2 separate regions of the Homo sapiens genome follow, and region 1 is linked to region 2. The links are chromatin contacts, found by Hi-C or POLR2A ChIA-PET in ENCODE. All regions are on one chromosome and are shown on one strand. The core of a region is the stretch at or near the end of the contact, and the rest is flanking DNA. Distances in the headings are between cores, read along the strand shown. Region 1 has its middle 34 kb from the start of LUCAT1. Region 2 overlaps ADGRV1 (adhesion G protein-coupled receptor V1).

Region 1 (3,292 bases), core at 630-3,129, 130 kb before region 2:
GTAAATGCCAAGGCAATATCCATATGGATATGCTAAGAATAATGAATCAGAATCAGGCACAGTTTTTAAAACATCAAATGATGTATGTAATTACTTAAAATCTTAAATTTTTATGCAATAATTTGACTTTTTTTTTAAGGCTAGCGCATTAAGTATACCTCCCATTACAACTAGTTCAAGTATATGAGATTCCATTTCTGGTCCATATTACTCATTTTGCTTTCTTGGGCTCTGATCCTCTCTCGTATTTTCATGTTTCCTATTTGTATTTGTTTGGGGCTTTTCTCTCCTTTACAAAATTGGGTAGTCATGCTTCTCCAGTAACCTTGGTGAGTCAGTTCAACCTCTAATTACTTCAGTCTCCTTGCCTGCAAGAAAAGCAGTCAAACTACACGAACACTCTATTGTTTTGCATCATTTCACACGTACACAGGGATAAGGAGGGAAATAATTCTCCCAATGAAGCAGAACCACCGGTAACAGCTGGCACAACTTCTAAAGACCCAGTCTGTCTTGAAAAACAGCCGCAAATTGTCCCTAAATAATAATTACCCCACCTGTATCAGGACTATCTCACTGACTAGCTGCACTTCATGACACAATACCTGCTATTAACTCTCAGCATGGATATAAACATTGCCATAATATTTTTTAAAACCAACAATGTATCATTTGCACATTAGGACAACAGAATGTTAGTTAAGGCACAGAAAACACAAAGGCATGGCTACCCTGTTCTTTGGTGACTCCATATCTAATTATTACCACACATGTCTCCAGTCTTTAGACAAATTTAGTTATTATAAGGGTGGTTGGACAAATAGCAAAGATTTGATTTTCATTAACAAAGGGCACATCAGAACCGAGTTAATCCTTCCCAGTTACCCAACATTCAAAGCTTCTAGTGCAGTCACTTTCTAGTCATTTTAGAACCCAGAGCAGTGTGACGATTTGATGCTTAAGTTTCAACACGTTTTATTAATCCATTCTTCTTGTGCTTCATTTAAAATATTGGAAACTATAAAAAGATCAGCGTGTTAATCCTCTGCCAGGAAACGGGAAAAAAAAGTTAAAAACCTAACAACAACACGAAAAGAGCAAGAGCGCTGGAATCTCAGCTTTGAGGAAACACATGGGATGAAAGCATCCGCCCAAGCTCTAACCATTTGTCACATGGGACTCTTCCCCTCGGGGGTGAATCCTGGATGTCCCCAGGATGGAGCGAGGAGGTCGTGCGTGCGGGCGAGTGTGTGACTGCAGGGGGCCTTGGCGGCGCGAGGAGGCGACGCCGCCCCCTCCCTCAGGCGCAGGGAGGGTCTTCCAGGAAGCGGCGGATCTCTGCTGACTCCGCGGCTGCGGGCCCCGGGCTGCGGCCGCCCAGGCCGGCACGTAGCGCCGAGCGTGACTCAGCGCTGACTCATCCGACTCGCTGCCAGTGGATTTCCCCCGTCAGCTGCTCGCGCTACTCCTGTCGCCGGGAGCTCGCAGGACTTCGCAGATACCGCTGCCTCCTTAGTCTTTCCTGAATAGCAGAGCAGTCCTGTCGCTTTAAACAGAGCAAGGCAGCTTTCACTGCTTTTGAATCCCGACCGAGCGGGGCACTGCCGTGCTTTGTTTTCTTTGCCTTTAAGAGTGCAATAGTCCACTAATCAAATTCTTTCATCAAAAGAGTGTTGGGACAAATCCCTGACATCGTCCTTCCACTGTGATTTGGAGATGACCTCCACCCAGGTTTCACTTCCGTTGTACCCAGCTCTCGTCTTATTTTTGTCCCTCATTTTGTGAATTTATCCTCTCACTACGCTTGATAACTAACCTTGGCGCAAACCCACAACTGTGGTGACGCAAATCAGGTTGGAACTTGGCATCGTTGTGTGCGGGCAGTGAGGGACTTACTGTAAAAACTGGGGCCTTCATAAAGGCGTTCTTATTTGCAATCCTACTTGCTGATTAGATACCGTGCTCATTTTCTGTCTGCCACTCCCCTTTGAAAGTTCCTGAGACAGGCCGGGCGCGGTGGCTCACGCCTGTAATCCCATCACTCTGGGAGGCCGAGGCGGGCGGATCACGAGGTCAGGAGATCGAGACCGTCCTGGCTAACACGGTGAAACACCGCCTCTATTAAAAAATACAAAAAATTAGCCGGGCGTAGTGGTGGGCGCTTGTAGTCCCAGCTACTCGGGAGGCTGAGGCAGGAGAATGGCGTGAACCTGGGAGGCGGAGCTTGCAGTGAGTGCCACTGCACTCCAGCCTGGGCGACAGAGCGAGACTCCGTCTCAAAAAAAAAAAAAAAAAAAAAAAAAGAAAGAAAGAAAGCTCCTGAGACAGATTTAGATGGACTGCTAAAACCTGTCCATCTAAATGGACCGGTTTAGATGGACCGCTCCCGGTCGTGCTCATTTCTTCTTCCCCAGAGTTCAATCTGCAGCGCAGCAGCAGGGCAGCATTTCTCTAACTTTACCGTGGACCGCCTGCATCAAAAGCGCCGCGGTAAAAATGCAGATTCTTGAAGCTCACTTCAAATTACAGACTCAGAATGTCCTGGCTGGGTGGGGGCATGGAGGCACCTGTCTGAGGTCGGGGCCTAGAAATAATCCATCGTATTAACCAACTACCTATCAGTGATTCTTAGGTACATTTAGGTTTGACAACTATAGCAAGAGGGCGAGGATGTGAGACATTATACTGGGTAGACTCTAGGACTCCTTACGATATAGAACACTGTGTTCTAAAATTGATGTTTAAGTTTTGATGGAAGGAAAAAATATTTCCAAATTTGGTTTTATATATTATATTGTTTGCTTTAACTGTATATTTATATAGACAAATTTCTTTTCTTTTTTTTTTTTTTTCTTTAAAGAGAGAAGGCCGAGGCGGGTGGATCATGAGGTCAGGAGATCGAGACCATCCTGGCTAACAAGGTGAAACCCCGTCTCTACTAAAAATACAAAAAATTAGCCGGGCGCGGTGGCGGGCGCCTGTAGTCCCAGCTACTGGGGAGGCTGAGGCAGGAGAATGGCGTGAACCCGGGAAGCGGAGCTTGCAGTGAGCCGAGATTGCGCCACTGCAGTCCGCAGTCCGGCCTGGGCGACAGAGCGAGACTCCGTCTCAAAAAAAAAAAAAAAAAAAAAAAAAAAAAAAAAAAAAAAAAAGAGAGAGTCTTTCTGTGTTGCCCAGGCTGGCCTCGAACTCCTGGGCTCAAGGAACCCTTCCGCCTCAGCCTCTCCAGTAGTTAGGACTACAGGCGTGCACCACCACTCGGCTCTTTTTCTTTCTTCCTTTTTATTTTTAT
Region 2 (3,330 bases), core at 789-3,288:
AGGCAGAGGTCCCCAAACTCAATTCTTGTCTTCTGTGTACCCACAGGACCAGCACCATGTGGAAGCTGCCAAGGCTGGGTGGGGGCTTGCACCCTCTGGTGCAATGGCCTGAGCTGTACCTTAGCCCCTTAGAGTCATGACTGCACACATGGCACACAGCAGCGGGGCCCTGGACCAGGTCTAGGATACCATCTTTCTCTCATAGGCCTCCGGGCCTGTGATGGGAGGGGCTGCGGTGAAGGTCTCTAGCATGGCCTGGAGATATTTTCCCCATTGTCTTGGCGATTAACATTTGGCTCCTCATTACTTATGCAAATTTCTGCAGCCAGCTCAAATTTCTCCCCAGAAAATGGGTTTTTCTTTTCTACTGCATCGTCAGGCTGCAAATTTTCCAAACGTTTATGCTTTGTCACCTCTTGAATGCTTTGCTGCTTAGAAATTTCTTCCGCCAGATAACCTAAATTATCTCTCTCAAGTTCAAAAGTTCCACAGATTTCTAGGGAGGGGGTAAAATGACACCAGTCTTTTTGTTAAAGCATAGCAAGGGTCACCTTTACTCCAGTTCCCAACAAGTTCCTTGTCTCTATCTGAGACCACTTCTGCCTGGATTTCATTGTCCACATCACTATCAGCATTTTGGTTAAAGCTATTCAACAAATCTCTAGGAAGTTCCACACTTTTCCACATTTTCCTGTCTTCTTCTGAGCCCTCCAAACTGTTCCAACCTCTGCCTGTTACCTAGTTCCAACGGCGCTTCCACATTTTTGGATAGCTTTATAGCAGCACCCCACTCTCTGAGGTACCCATTTACTGTATTAGTCTGTTCTCACACTGCTATAAAGAAATACCCGAGACTGGGTAATTTATAAAGAAAAGAGGTTTAATTGACTCAGTTCCACACAGCTGGGGAGGCCTCAGAAAACTTACAATTATGGCAGAAGGCACCTCTTCACAGGGAGGCAGGAGAGAGAATGCGTGCAAGCAGGAGAAATGCTAGATGCTTATGAAACCATCAGATCTAATGAGATGCACTCATTATCATGAGAACAGCATGGGATAAACTGCCCCCATGATCCAACTGCTTCCATCTGGTCCTGCCCTTGACACATGGGGATTATTACAATCCAAGGCGAGATTTGGGTGGGGACATAGAACCAAACCATACCAATGGTTGAAAGCATTGTTGATTTTCCACAAGCATTCTTCAAATTCTACTAAAAGCTGAGAATTTACAGAACATGTTAGGAATCTAGCAAGAGACCATGGCAAATTTTGAATGTCACAAAAAATTTAGTCAATGTAATTTAGGAAAACTGACATCTCACTAACAAATCTTTTTTTTTTTTTTTTTTTTTTTAAGACAAGGTCTTGCTGTGTCACCCAGACTGGAGTTCAGTTGGAGTGCAGTGGTGCAATCACAGCAGTGGTGCAACCTGCCTCCCAGGCTCAAGCGATACTCCCACCTTAGCCTGCTCAGTAGCTGGTACCACAGGCGTGTTTCACCATGTTTGGCTAGTTTTTTATTTTTATTTTTTGTACAGATGGGGTTTTGCCATGTTGCCCAGGCTGGTCTTGAATCCCTGAGCTCAAGAGATATGCCCACCTTGGCCTCCCATAGGGCTGGGATTACAGGTGCAAGCCACCATGCCCAGCTTCAAATTCTTTTCTTGGTAAAAACTTAAGTGATGCTGAAATCTAGCTTTATTAATACATGAAAACAGAATTGCAGAAGTATATCTGATTAGCTATGTACATTTTGTTTTAGAAAGCAAACTTCTTAACTTCCAAAAAAGTACCATATTTTCCCATCTATTTCACTTATTTCCATTTTTTCTTAGGAAAATGCTGAAACTGGGGTACTAATAGTGATCCATTCACATTGTAGATTTCTGGATGGGCAGCATTAATCAAGCCTCTGATTTCATTTGTATATCTCACCTACTTATCTCATTTGAAAATAGAATCACTGGGTAGGGACTCAGCAGAATTCAGTAGATTGCTTAATATTTGGCATGCCTTGCCTCACAGTAAATGTTACATAAGGATAAAGCTAACGCATGCATTCTTAAAGAGCTGCTGGCCCTTTAAATTCTTTTGCGACCCAGTCAAACTCTTGACAATTGCTGGGCTTTCGTCACAGACAGCAACTCAAAATTTGTATTGCTGTTCCTGACATCGCCTACACTGGCTCTCATTCATGGTCTCTACAAAGGATCTACTGTATACTTCTAATGGTGTGTCTATAAAGCTTGGTAATTGTGACCTTTATGTTCAGCCAATAAAATATGTTAAATTGTGCCTCTTGTATCTATTTATCCTGATGTTTCGGAAGCAAGTAAGAATCTCAATTAAATAGTTACTAAAATTATTAAATACATAAAAATAAAAGCAAGGCATTCAGCTCATTAAAGAGGAAAAGGAGTTAACATCAAGATTTTTCAGAAAACATGAATAAGTATCTTCATTTTGCGAAAAATGGCATTCTCCCGTGGTTCTTAACATTTCTGGGAGTGTAGAAGCAATAACTTTCTTGTGGGCCTGAAACTTACCTCTGTTGGTATAATCATAAAAAGTCTATTAGAAAATACCCAGGACCTAAGAATTACAAACAACTTTTATAAAAGTGAAATTAGAGGGCAATGCTCTAGGTATGTAGGCTAGTGTTTGATTTCTGCTGCCACTTCTGGAATACTATTATAATTTAGTCCTTTCTCCCCTTTCTACTCAAATGATCCCTTCTTGGGTTGGCATCTAATCTGTATTGTTAAAAAAATATGTTTTAAAATCAGTGGTTTATCTGCTAAAAATAAAGTGTAATTGCTCTAACCATGATCTAAAAGTAAACAAACATGTATTTCCCCTTGAATTAGAGTTGTTTTTTTTTTTGGAAACAATAATAATATTCTAAATTGTGTATGATAATAAGTGAATTAGTTTCATGTGCAAAGGACATCATGAACATTAGCAGAAACAAATCTTCCTGAAAATACTCACACACATCCAAAATTTTTCTTGTACAACAAACTTTTCACATGGGTATGACCTAATTAAATTGGCTACAGCAATAGACAAAACAGGAAAAAAATAAAACTGTCAGCCTTAAAAATTGTGCAAACGTTACTGATTTATTTCAGGATTTCTCTCAGTGTTGTGAAGTGATAGGGTAAAAGCTAGATCGGGAAACAAAATCCATGCTTTAAAATCCATCTCTGAGGACCCATTTGTTAAAACAGTGTATTCTCCCTCTTGTTTGTTTTTATATCTAGCCTTTTGTGTTTCAGGAAAGGAACTGCCTGCTGAAAATAACTTGCATGTGAAAGCTGCATGTTT

Evidence for each region. A loop is a pair of places that touch in the nucleus more often than their neighbours do. ChIA-PET counts read pairs that join two places held with the same protein, here RNA polymerase II (POLR2A). Pooled maps may share reads with other maps.
Region 1: a pooled map shows a loop between it and region 2 (2.8-fold over the local background). The contact joins two enhancer-like sites. A Hi-C loop is called at or near these places in 2 of 168 maps with a recorded cell type or tissue (aorta and ascending aorta) and 6 of 50 pooled maps. POLR2A ChIA-PET finds 5 or more read pairs at or near these places in 7 of 52 experiments (AG04450, BJ, H1 and 4 more).

The regions. Positions count from the first base shown.
Region 1 is chr5:91,278,743-91,282,034 of GRCh38, reverse strand. No RefSeq gene overlaps it. Among named protein-coding and RNA genes, the nearest start is that of LUCAT1, 34 kb to the left of the region's middle. RefSeq lists enhancers at 634-1,575, 1,318-1,577, 1,576-2,517. Within about 2 kb of position 1,879, at least 39 of the 41 ENCODE cell types and tissues checked have a DNase peak (open chromatin) inside an H3K27ac peak, as active enhancers do.
Region 2 is chr5:91,145,204-91,148,533 of GRCh38, reverse strand. All of the region lies in intron 87 of ADGRV1 (adhesion G protein-coupled receptor V1), which reads right to left. Among named protein-coding and RNA genes, the nearest start is that of LUCAT1, 170 kb to the left of the region's middle. Within about 2 kb of position 2,038, at least 5 of the 41 ENCODE cell types and tissues checked have a DNase peak (open chromatin) inside an H3K27ac peak, as active enhancers do.